4 separate regions of the Homo sapiens genome follow, and regions 1, 2 and 4 are each linked to region 3. A link is a contact called in ENCODE Hi-C or POLR2A ChIA-PET data. All regions are on one chromosome and are shown on one strand. The core of a region is the stretch at or near the end of the contact, and the rest is flanking DNA. Distances in the headings are between cores, read along the strand shown.

Evidence for each region. A loop is a pair of places that touch in the nucleus more often than their neighbours do. ChIA-PET counts read pairs that join two places held with the same protein, here RNA polymerase II (POLR2A). Pooled maps may share reads with other maps.
Region 1: a pooled map shows a loop between it and region 3 (4-fold over the local background). The contact joins the promoter of BAHCC1 here to the promoter of ARL16 in region 3. A Hi-C loop is called at or near these places in 2 of 50 pooled maps. POLR2A ChIA-PET finds 5 or more read pairs at or near these places in 3 of 52 experiments (A673, HEK293 and MCF 10A).
Region 2: a loop to region 3 is called in a pooled map, with 3 times the contacts of the local background. The contact joins the promoter of TEPSIN-AS1 here to the promoter of ARL16 in region 3. A Hi-C loop is called at or near these places in 9 of 50 pooled maps. POLR2A ChIA-PET finds 5 or more read pairs at or near these places in 4 of 52 experiments (AG04449, WTC11, activated B cell and 1 more).
Region 4: a map of CD8-positive, alpha-beta T cell shows a loop between it and region 3 (11-fold over the local background). The contact joins the promoter of SLC38A10 here to the promoter of ARL16 in region 3. A Hi-C loop is called at or near these places in 2 of 168 maps with a recorded cell type or tissue (CD8-positive, alpha-beta T cell and naive thymus-derived CD4-positive, alpha-beta T cell), 1 of 37 single-sample maps with no recorded cell type and 6 of 50 pooled maps. POLR2A ChIA-PET finds 5 or more read pairs at or near these places in 2 of 52 experiments (CD8-positive, alpha-beta memory T cell and Caco-2).

The regions. Positions count from the first base shown.
Region 1 is chr17:81,394,189-81,396,888 of GRCh38, forward strand. It overlaps BAHCC1 (BAH domain and coiled-coil containing 1), which reads left to right and starts at 1,269. Exons shown (of 28, transcript NM_001377448.1): 1 at 1,269-1,447. RefSeq lists enhancers at 2,007-2,615, 2,616-2,700.
Region 2 is chr17:81,227,394-81,230,093 of GRCh38, forward strand. It overlaps TEPSIN-AS1 (TEPSIN antisense RNA 1), which reads left to right and starts at 1,314. Exons shown (of 4, transcript NR_135654.1): 1 at 1,314-1,984; 2 at 2,345-2,534; 3 at 2,609-2,700. TEPSIN (TEPSIN adaptor related protein complex 4 accessory protein) reads right to left here. Exons shown (of 13, transcript NM_001363764.2): 13 at 884-2,083. The coding sequence ends at 1,535.
Region 3 is chr17:81,682,547-81,685,246 of GRCh38, forward strand. ARL16 (ARF like GTPase 16) reads right to left here and starts at 1,251. Exons shown (of 5, transcript NM_001040025.3): 1 at 1,147-1,251; 2 at 990-1,048; 3 at 467-580. The coding sequence starts at 1,207. It overlaps HGS (hepatocyte growth factor-regulated tyrosine kinase substrate), which reads left to right and starts at 1,465. Exons shown (of 22, transcript NM_004712.5): 1 at 1,465-1,557. The coding sequence starts at 1,521. RefSeq lists enhancers at 716-935, 1,153-1,447 and silencers at 1,036-1,115, 1,326-1,385, 1,596-1,695.
Region 4 is chr17:81,294,006-81,296,705 of GRCh38, forward strand. SLC38A10 (solute carrier family 38 member 10) reads right to left here and starts at 1,302. Exons shown (of 16, transcript NM_001037984.3): 1 at 818-1,302. The coding sequence starts at 916. RefSeq lists silencers at 778-847, 948-1,217 and an enhancer at 1,878-1,967.

The DNA.
Region 1 (2,700 bases), core at 19-2,518, 290 kb before region 3:
GGAGTGGGGGCGGGGAAACAGAGAGACAACAGGCTTTGAGTTTAACTCTTTCGTGTCCCTGCCGGAATGAGACGGTGGAGAATTTCGAATGCGTGTGAATCTGTCAGTTGGCTCCTAGTTTAAATATCCTTTTTTCCCCCAGAGGGGGAGGCAGAGATTCACATGGAGAAAGAGGAGCAAAAATAAATGTATCCATCGCCACTAAGACATCACCTCGACTCCCTGAGAATAAATAGCATTTGGGTGGGAAACCAAATTCTAACAGAAATATTTGTTTGCGGAATATTTTAGAAGTGGTTTGCATCTGATTACGATAAAAATTGTTCAGTGGCTTGCTTTAGTTGGAGTGAGGATTTAGCAGATAGGCAGACAGGGAGCAGCATTGAGAAATACTATACATGGTTTACCACACCATACCCGCTTCCCCCATTACCAAACTGAAAATATTTTCTAAATCTAGGTGTAGATGAAGAAAGGGCAATCCTTGTCTTCTCAATAAATCCCTGATTTTCATTTTAGTAGCTGCTCTGTTGCAAAGTGTGGCAGAGGGAGATAAAATTGAGAGCCAGTAATGTAGACGGCTGGAGACTCAGAACTCACTTCCCAGGGTCTGATCCCCAGGTCATGGGGAGGAGAGAGCCGGACGGGCTATTCAAAGCTTTTGCTGCCCAAGCAGCGGGCGTGCGTGCGTGCATCCGCGAGCTCGGGTCCGGGCAGGCAGCAGCTTCAGAGCGGTAGATGGGCCAGGCAACCTGGGGAGGCCTCTGGGCTTGGAGGTCTGGCCTACCTGCCACCTGCCAGACAGATTCCAGGGAGAAAAAGCAGCTACTTTTAAGGGGTGGTGGTGTTTCTTCCCTTGGCCTTCTGTGCGGCAGAAGCCAAACGTTAGACCTGCTGGATTAAACATATATGTGTGTGTGTGTGTCTGTGTCTGTGTCTACGCCTCCCCCTCCGCCGGGACACGCGCACTCGCTCGCTCCAGCTCCCTCTCCCGCCCTGCGCCACCACATTCCCATTCAGCAGCAATGATCTGCGCAGAGGAGCTGCGCAGTCGCCGGGCTTGAATTAGGCGCCATCGGGCTTGGTAGTAGCCCCGCTGCTTCCTGATTGGCAGTTCCCTGGCCCGGCGCCAGCCTATTGGGAGGCCTGTTTACGCCGAATGAGTGGCACGAGCTCCCGGCCGTGGAGGGCTGCGCGGCCAATCAGCGCGCTGGCTGTTCCGGGCTGAGTGGCACGAGCTTATTAGTATGCAGGGCCCGTGGCTCGCCGCGCCAGGCTGCAGGTTTGAGAGCCGCTCTGGATGGGCTCGCTAGAGTCGTTGTTGTGGAAGCGGTGCATTTACAGTGCAACAGTCAGCACATTGAAAATACCAATAGGAATACAAAACAAAGTCACATTTACTGATTTAATTGTATTGCATTCAGTTGTATCCAGGAAACAGCCTCCAGTAAGTAACTGAAATTGCTTTCATTTTTTTTTTGTTTTTGTATTTTTATTATTATTTTATTTTTTATTCTGGCTTTGGGGTTTTACATTTTTTTTAGCAAAAGAAATTCAGGATTGTGATGTTAAGAAGTATATATCTTCCCTTTTAACAAAATCCGTTAAAATGTTGAGGCTTTTTTTTTTCTTAAAAAATATGGACTATGAGCGATTTTTTTTTCTCTGAAAAATCTTATCGATCGGTTTAAAATTACCCCCGTAATGCATCCTTGCTTTGCTCTGAGCGCTTGTTGTCTCGATCGACACCCAGCATTAAAAACAAATACTCGAAGACAGGACAGGGACCGCCAGGCTGCGTCTGGCGCGAGCCGCGCGGGTGGCACCGGGCGGACAGTAGGCGAAGTCCGGGCGCCGCCAGCGTGCGCCCAGTTCTGGGTGACCCACGAACGAACCCCAACATTCGCTCCCCTACCCTGCTCCCCTCCCCGGAACAGTCCTGGGTTGGCCCTGCCCGGTCGGTCCGCGGCGAGGGGAACTGGCCGGGTCGTGGTACCCACGGCCGCTGCCCTGAGGGGCCTTCCGGGCCGAAGCTAGGGGCCGGGGAGGGGAATGGTCATGGCGAGTTTTTCGGGTCTTCGTTCCCAATTCAGAATTTTTTTTTTCCGGAGAAGTGGGGGTGGAGGAGGGGGACCGAGCAAGGCCGGCGCAGCGGGGCGTTTTCACCGCGCGCGTTCGGGACGGCGCGCGGGGCTCGGGTCACGGCCCGTGTGGCGGGGTCCGCGGGCTGGTTTTCTTCGGGCGCGGGGGTCAGGCGCGACCCCAGTTCTCATGACTCTCCCAGGGAGCGGGTGCGGCTGTTTCGCAGGGAGCGGGTTCTGCGGCGACGGCCGAGCCACTCGCGCCCCAAGGCGCGCCTGGTCCCAGCCCGGCCTGCAGGCCCCACCGCGCCCGCGCTCCCGGAGACGACGCCGGAGGGAGGCAGACGGGCCAGAGTCCTGGTCTCCGGCAGGCGGGCGAGGAGAGAGCGGGTTTTTAGATGCAAAAGCAGGAAACAAAGCAAACTTGTAGAAGCTCCAGATCCTGGAGCGCGCCAGCCACGCCTGGGGCCGCGGCAAGAGGGACCGGCGGCTCCAGGGTCACGCCCTGCCTTCCCGGGAGGGAGCCCTGTGCTCCTAGGTTCAGTTCCTTCCGAAATGCCCTCGTCAGCGATTCTCCGCCCGCCCGGGGCCCTCTGCCCGCCGCCACTTTTCGCTCCAT
Region 2 (2,700 bases), core at 64-2,563, 460 kb before region 3:
CAAAACATTAGCCGGGCATGGTGGCATGAGCCTGTAATCAATCCCAGCTACTCGGGAGGCTGAGGCAGGGGAATCGCTTGAACCCGGGAGGCAGAGGTTGCACTGAGCCCAGATTGCGCCACTGCACTCCAGCCTGGGTGACAGAGTGAGACTCTGTCTCAAAAAAAAAAAAAAAAAAAAAAAAAGAAACTGAAAAAATAAAAATAAGCCCAAAGCAGAAGAAAGGAAATAATAAAGAACAGAAATTAGTGAACTAGGAAACTGAAAAACAGAAATTAGTGAAGTACAAAAAAAAAACACCAAAGTTTGTTCTTTGAAGTAACTAATAACATTAATAAACTGTCTGACCAAGAAAAAGGGAAAACAAGTGACCAATATTAGGCATGAAAGGAAGAGTGTGATAGTGTGACTACAGCCCCACAGGCATGACAGGAAGAGTGATAGTGTGACTACAGCCCCACAGGCATGACAGGAAGAGTGATAGTGTGACTACAGCCCCACAGGCATGACAGGAAGAGTGTGATAGTGTGACTACAGCCCCACAGGCATGAACGGAAGAATAAAGGACTACTACAAAAAACGGAATCACAAATTCAGCAACTGATATAAAATGGACCAATCCCCTGAAGACACAAACTGCTGAAATTAGAAATAGATAACCCAAATAGTCTATTATTTATTGAAGAAACTGAATTTCATAGTTTAAAACCTTGCCATTAAGAAGGTGAACTGCAAGGACAGTGCCAGTGGGAAGTTCTACCAAACGTTTCAGGAACACCGCCTGTCCCTCCTTTGAGGAAAGCAGTCCTCTGTGTGTGCCCCTTATTGATGGTATTTTCATTAAAATGCACATACACAAAAAAAGAAAAATAAGCGGCCCAGGTTCATGTAAACAGTAGTGTTTATTCAGAAAGCATAAACCCCAGCGCTCTTGGAAGGTTTTTCTGAGATGGACCAGAGGCTCCAATCAGAGGCTTCGTGTGTAGGAAGCAATTACAGCCTAAAGGAGCAGGTGAGAGCCAGGGAAGGATCACGTAGGGATCTGAGACTTGAAATGGCCTCAGGCCAGACAGCACAAGGCAGCCCGGACAAGACACCCTCAACCCACATGCACCAAACCCAGCCTCAGCACCTAGCCCACCCCGATGGGACGGGGGAGCAGTGGCTTGTTGCTGCTCATGACCTCCTGGGGAAGGAGGGAGCTGAGATCAAAATGAAATAAGGAACCTGGTAGTCGCTTCCGCATTCATACAAGAAACCTCATGTCTGAGAGCAAGACAGGCAGGGACTGCCCCCTGAGAGCCCTGAGATCGACATTTCTGAAGCCCTGCCACCTGCCATCCCTCGTAGGGATTCAAGTCCAAATAGCCAGAGCCTCTGGCAGAGGAGATGGGGGAAACTGAGGTAGCCCTAGGGTCGTCCTCTCAAGTCAAGCTGCCTGGAGACTGTAGCAGCTACGGTTGAGGCTGCTCAGGAAGCACAGACCGCCCCAGACAGCAGCTGAAGCTGAAGACTCCAGGGCCAGGCCATCGGGTCAGGCGTTCAGGAACGCGAAAGCTGACGGCTCTGAGCCAGGAGGCTCTTTGGCTGCTGTCCTCTGGGACGATGTTTGGGGGGCGCGGGGAGCATCAGGACAGGACTCTCCCGCAGCAGCCCCAGCCCCCACCAGGCGGGGACAGGCCACCAGCTCCATGCCAGCAAACAAGGAGTCGCGGCTCCACGCACAGCTGCTGGGGCCTCTCTTTGGGCTGTCCGTGCCCCCTGGGATCCGTTCAGGTCTCCACCGCCTGCTTTCTGCCAGTCTGGCCTCGGCCTCGCTGGGGTCTCCGGGGGCTGGAATGGGGGAGGCATCTGGGGGTGGGGTGGGCACAGGGCTGGACGGCATCCCAGATGAGGGAGCAGGGCTCCGGGACGAGACCGGGGTTGAACTCAGAGGCTGCAGGAAGACCTGGCTCCCAGGGAGAGGCACAGCGTCGGTCAGCAGGTCAGATGGGCCTGGGAGGGCGGCTGTGGGGCCAGGCTCAGCTGAGGTGCCCCGGGCAGGGGACAGCTGCCCACAGGAGGCCTCAAAGTGCCTCAGGATCTGAAAGAGGAAGGAGGAACCAGGGAGGTTCCTATGCAACCCTGGGAAATGTGGGGACCAGGGCCCGCTTCTCCCTAGGACCTCCTCAGTCCCTCCACCCAGAGGGCAGGGCCACCTCTGGGCAGGACACCGGCTGCTGGGAGGGGCTGGGGCAGTGCACCCAGTTGTCATCCCACCGAGAGCAGCTGCTGGGCTGGTGCTGGCGACACGGGGCAGGTGTCACATACACACCTCGAATCTTGCTCCTTTACTCACTACTAGACAAATGGACACCCTCCCCGTCATAACCCGCCAGGCACTGCCGGAGGGAGTGAACACGTGGCCTGGCACATCTGGGCATTTCCAACTGTTGGACGCAGGGTTCTTCCAGCATGCCCGTTTTAGAAACCCCACTATGAGGTTCGCCTGCGGTGGTGCGAACCCCAGGCTCACTCGTCGCTCTGACTGAAAGGTGAGCTAGCAGATGGCCAATGACAGTTAAGGATGACTTGGGGATGGGTGACTGAGGACCTGTGTTTCCAGCAGCCAGGGAGAAAACAGGAAGAAAGAAGCTGGGAATGCCCACAGGCAGAGGGAAGGTGCCAGGGCCTGGCGGCCGGGAGAGGCCTCCCCGTGTG
Region 3 (2,700 bases), core at 1-2,500:
TAGCTTTAAACAAAGCTTTGGGAACAAGCAGAAGCAGAGGGAATCGAGTTTTATGAAGACGACCTGGTGTCACTCGTCTCTGTCCTCATGTGGCCATCAGTTCTCCATACTGGTATCCGCGGCACAGGCCTTATCAAGATGAGACCAACCAGAGGTACGTATAAGTCCAACATAAACACAGACGTACCGGGGAGTGACACAGAGGGCCAAGTCTGTTCTCTGCGGAGCAGCAGCCCTGCCCTCAGCAAGCCCTCTGTGAGCTCCTACCGGGGGCCTGGGAGCGCAAGCACCAGAAACCAGACAGGGTGCCCAGCAGGAAGCAACACTAGCTAAGACCTATTTCCATGAGTAGTATAGTCACTAAATAACCCAAACCCCTTTCTACACACAGCAAGGTTGGGGACTGGACGTCACAGAAATGTAGACACACTTCCCTAAAGGAAGCCCATATAGGATTACAACCCACCAGGAGAGAACGGCAGTTTCCATAGTAACTGGACCAGATGGGGCCCATGCACCCCCCAAGCTCCCGGATGGTGATCTTTCTCTGTGCCACGATGTCAGTAAGATTGGTGCCCACCTATAGGAAAAACCACGATGCAAAAAGAACAATACAACCGCTGTCCCGTTGTGAACTCCTGAAGAGCACCGTGCCCACACCTTACACGGTGGCCTGAACCCCGCAGACCCATTCTCCCTAACGCAGGAACGGCGAGCAGGGACCGACGCCCATCAGTAGCTGGACTCGCTGTGGGGGCGACCAGCCACAGGAAGCCGTTGCGAGGGGAGAGGAAGTGCCCGTGGAGGGCGGCAGGCCCCCTCATCCCGCGCCAATTATCCTCAGCTCGGGCCGTCCCCCGCTCCCGAAGGCTGGCCTTAAGTCACGACCTGACCCGCTGCGCCTCGGCGTGCACTTAGAGGAGCCCGGAGCTCTTCGCCAAGCGCAGAACTGACCCCCCGCAACTCCACCCGCGGGGGCGGACACCTACCGTGGGCCGTGTCGGGGGCGGCTCCCCCAGGTCGCCTTTCCCATCCCGGGAGCTCACCTGTGCGAAGCGGTCAAGGACCCGAGCAGCTAAAGGGTGAGTCCCCGCCCCACTCCGGGTGCCCCCCGCGCCCCGGTCCCGTCCCCGCGCGGAAGGATATCCTGCAGCCGTTTCACCAGCAGCGTCTTCCCGACGCCCGTGGCCCCCAGCAGGAGACACATTCCGTGCTTCGCTCCACCCGGCACCCGTAGCTCGGCGCCGCGGCTCAAGGCCCGCCCACCGGCCACTCTCATTGGATAGTTCTCACCTTCGGACTTCTCATTGGTTCTTAGGGCTCATTGTTCCAAGGGCGCGTCCAATTAGCGCGCAGCGTTAGCGGGAGAGCGGAAGACCCCGCCTCCTCGCGGCTCTAGGGCCGGCGCGGTGACGTGCGCGTGCGCGCACTGGAGGGAAAAGGCGGAAGCGGAAGTCGGGGGGCGCGCCAGCTCGTAGCAGGGGAGCGCCCGCGGCGTCGGGTTTGGGCTGGAGGTCGCCATGGGGCGAGGCAGCGGCACCTTCGAGCGTCTCCTAGGTAACGCGTCCCCACCCGACGGCTCGGCCTTGGTCAGCCCGCAGCCTCCGCCCGGCGCTGAGTCAGCGCGGCCCCGAGGGCCCGAGGGGCGCGGACCGGCCGCCCTGCCCGCCTCTCCCCGGCCCGCTGTCCTCCCGGGTTCGGAGCCGCCGATCCTGGACCCTCGGCGCGGCCGTGGGGTCGGCGTCCGTCGGGCGTTGGCAAATGGGGCTCTGCGAGGGTCCGCGCAGGGCGCCAGGGGCGCTCGGCGACCTCGCTCCTCCGCGGGCCCGGGCATTCGGCCGATTTCCTCTTGACCGACGAGCACCCGGCCGAGTGGGCCACAAGGCCTGAGTCATGAAAGTGGGTGACTCAGTCGGATGTTAGGCTCGCACTTGGGCTTCTGACCCAAAACACTGGGCCTCGAAGGGTGGAGCCGGCAGTGTTCTCTCTGGGACCTTCGAGCTCTCTTGGGGGCTGCGGGTCCCAGACCCACCTTTTGTTCCCACACTGGCTTCGGGAAGTGCCTAATGGTTTAGGAAGGCGTTTTCTCACGTTTTTGGAGGTGAAAGCTGATCCTATCTGAGCCTCCTGGAATTGACGCGTTTTGGGAGGGAAACGAATGTTGATGTGCACGTGCCCAGCAGCACGTGGAAAATGCGTCTAATGTTTGGGGGTAGGAGCTTGGGTGGTCGAATGGGCTGCCCAAGCTTGCCTTTTTGTCAAGTAGGGTTTTCAAGGAGACTTCAAGTGAGACACCTTCCTTGCCAAGGGAACCAGCAAGCAGACTGAGTATCTCAGCCACACAGGTAGTTCAGTGCTTCAGGGATGAATCCAGAGGTTAACTACTGAATCAGTATAGAAAGTGGACGTGGCTTGGCTTGTTAGATCGTTTCTGTATCCGGGAAAGGCGATGTGGGCAGAGCTGGAGCTGCCCCCCCAGAGGGGCCAGTTGTTGGAGACAGCAGTGATGTGGTATGATGACAGGTATGCTGGCGAGTCCTCCTTGGAGCCCCGTTCTGCCCTTATTTCCAAAGCACTTGGCTTGGAGCAAGGGGCCTGGAGTCTACACTGCAGGCCTCTCTAGCCCTTGCCCAAGCTAAGGTCCCATTGAAACCGGGAGCATCTGGGCGAACGGGGACTCCAAGGGACGGGTGATAGGGT
Region 4 (2,700 bases), core at 52-2,551, 390 kb before region 3:
ATGTGCAGTTTTTTGTTTTTGTTTTTGAGACGGAGTCTCCCTCTGTCGCCCAGGCTGGAGTGCAATGGCGTGATCTCGGCTCACTGCAACCTTCGGCTCATTGAAACCTTCGCCTCCCAGGTTCAAGCTATTCTCCTGTCTCAGCCTCCCAAGTATCTGGGATTACAGGCATGTGCCACCACCCCCGGCTAATTTTTGTATTTTCAGTAGAGATGGGGTTTCAGCATGTTGGTCAGGCAGTTCTCGAACTCCTGACCTCAGGTGATCCACTCGCCTCGGCCTCCCAAAGTGCTGGGATTACAGGTGTGAGCCACCACCCCCTGCCAAATGTGCGGTTTTTGTGAAACGCAGATCTTAGGTGTATAACCTGGTGGATGTTTTTAATCACCTTGCAACCAAGGTCCCTATCTAGTGTCGAAGCCTGGGAGTGGTGAGTTGTGTGCTTCTGAAGACAGGTGCAGTTGGGTCAGAGTTTTTAAAAACACGATAAAATGTAAAAATACGGAGTCCCACCGTTCCCTTCCGATTCTGGAGGATCATTTTGCTTTGTTACACTTTGCTTCGGTATCGAGTTTTTGAGTGTGGGGAACTTTCCGGCCCGGGCTGACAAGGGCTGCCAGGGCCAACGCCGTGCGCTTCTCATCCACGGATTCTCTACGGGAACTGCGCCGGGACCCAGAGGGTCGCCCCGCCCGCGGCCGCCTGCACCCGCCCAGCGAAGCCCTGCCCCGGCGGGAACTTTAACCAGGACGACCCAGCCAGACGCCCCCTCTGCGGGGGAGGCGAGGGCGGTGATCTCCGGGCCCACCGGACTCACCTGTTTGAAGCAGAAGGGCATGGTGAGGACACTGACCCCTACGATGCTGTTCACGATGTTCGTGATCAGCCCCCAGTTGGAGGCGGCGGCCGCGGTCATAGTGAGAGGTCTAGGGGCCCGGGGCGAGAGGCCTCGGGGGTCGCCGGGCTGCGGCCGGCTTTGGAAGCCCAGCCCGAGGCCACGGTCACAGGTCCCAACGTCCGGGACGCCGGTGGGGAGGGGATGGGCAGCCTGAACACGGGAGCCTGAGCAGGCGCGGGCGCGGGCCCCAGAGGCTGCCTGGAGGAGGCAGCCTCGAAGGCCGGCTGCGGGGGCGAGGTCAACCTCCGGACCCCGCCAAGCCCTGCGGCCGCCTCAGGGCCATGCGTCCCTCGCTCGGCCTCGCGGGCCGCCTGTGAATCTCCGAGCCCAGACCCGGAAGAGCCGCAGAGCCAGCTAGGGACACCTCAGCCCAACTCAGCTGCCGCCGCGGCGCTCACACTTCCGCCTTCCACGGGCTCCGTTGCCCGGAAGTGACGGCCAGGGGGTAGGGTTTGGTGGGACGCGAGCCAATGAGAGGCGGGCCCGGAGGGGCGGGCGGAAACTGGGCCGGTGGGCACCTGAGGGTCTCGCAGCTGTCCGGTTCGCCAAGCTGGTCCAGCCGACCTGTGCCCGGGGCCCCAGTTCAACGAGCTGGAGGACAAGGGACTCGCCCCGCGAGGCCTCGGTTTGGATGGGCAGTCGCGGGCTGGAGAGAAGGGGAGGCGCTGTGCCTTCCGGGGAGGAGCGGGTTTAAGGGTTCCTTTTTGACCTTTATTCCCAGGACCGATTCTGGGGCGAGTGCTTGGCGCCAGGGCACGGGGGCGGGGGCCCTGACTGCCTCAGCCGAAAAATAGTCTGTTGTGAGGAATTAGCACCTAGGAGGTAGGAATGAAACGCTGGGCACAGAGAGGCTCGGCCACTCCGCTAAGGCCACACAGCTCCAAGGGGAGGCGGTGCCCTGCCGAACTGCGCCCAGATCAGTGGCAATGTTGAACTTCACCTTTTCACACGAAAAGAGCAAGGGACATTCCTGGAGGGGACAGGAGAGGTGGAGGCTTACATGAACAGGGAAACCCGGGAGGGCTTCCAGAAGGAGGTGGCTTCTAGGCTGGAGCTTGAAGGACAAATGAGAATTCCTCGGGTAGAAATGGAGACCGGGGAGAGGAGAGAACAGAGAAGGGTCCCGATAGATCTGTGGATTCCTGGCACCTAGCTGCTCACTCTGAGTCTAATGAATGAGCGCGTAGACCGAATGGCTGGGAAGCAGCAAGTGATTCCAGGCTGCTGGGGGAGGACGGCGGAGGAAAGGAGGCCGTGTCTGCAGCACCTGCAGGACCAGGTGTCTTAGAACAGAGGCCCGTTCCTCAGGCACTGGCAGTGCAGCCACCAAGTAAGGCTGTGCCCCACCTTCAGGAGAACAGGAGGAAATGCCTGGGTAAAGACTAATTAAATACGCAGGCAAAATAACAAATGCCTGCGTTCTTTTTTTTTTTTTTCTTCAGTCAGAGTCTTGCTCTGTCGCCCAGGCTGTATATGCAGTGGTGTGATCTTGGCTCACTGCAACCTCCACCTCCCAGGTTCAAGCTATTCTCATGCCTCAGCCTCCCAAGTAGCTGGAATTACAGGCTCCCGCCACCACACCCGGCTAATTTTTGTATTTTTAGTAGAGACCAGGTTTCACCATGGTGGCCAGGCTTGCCTCAAACTCCCGACCTCAGGTGATCCGCCCACCTCGGCCTCCCAAAGTGCTGGTATTACAGGCATGAGCCACCGCACCCAGCCCATTTACTTTTATATAAATGAAATGGCATACACATTCCATAACCTCCTTTTTATTATGTAATTTTCATCAAATGTTATGC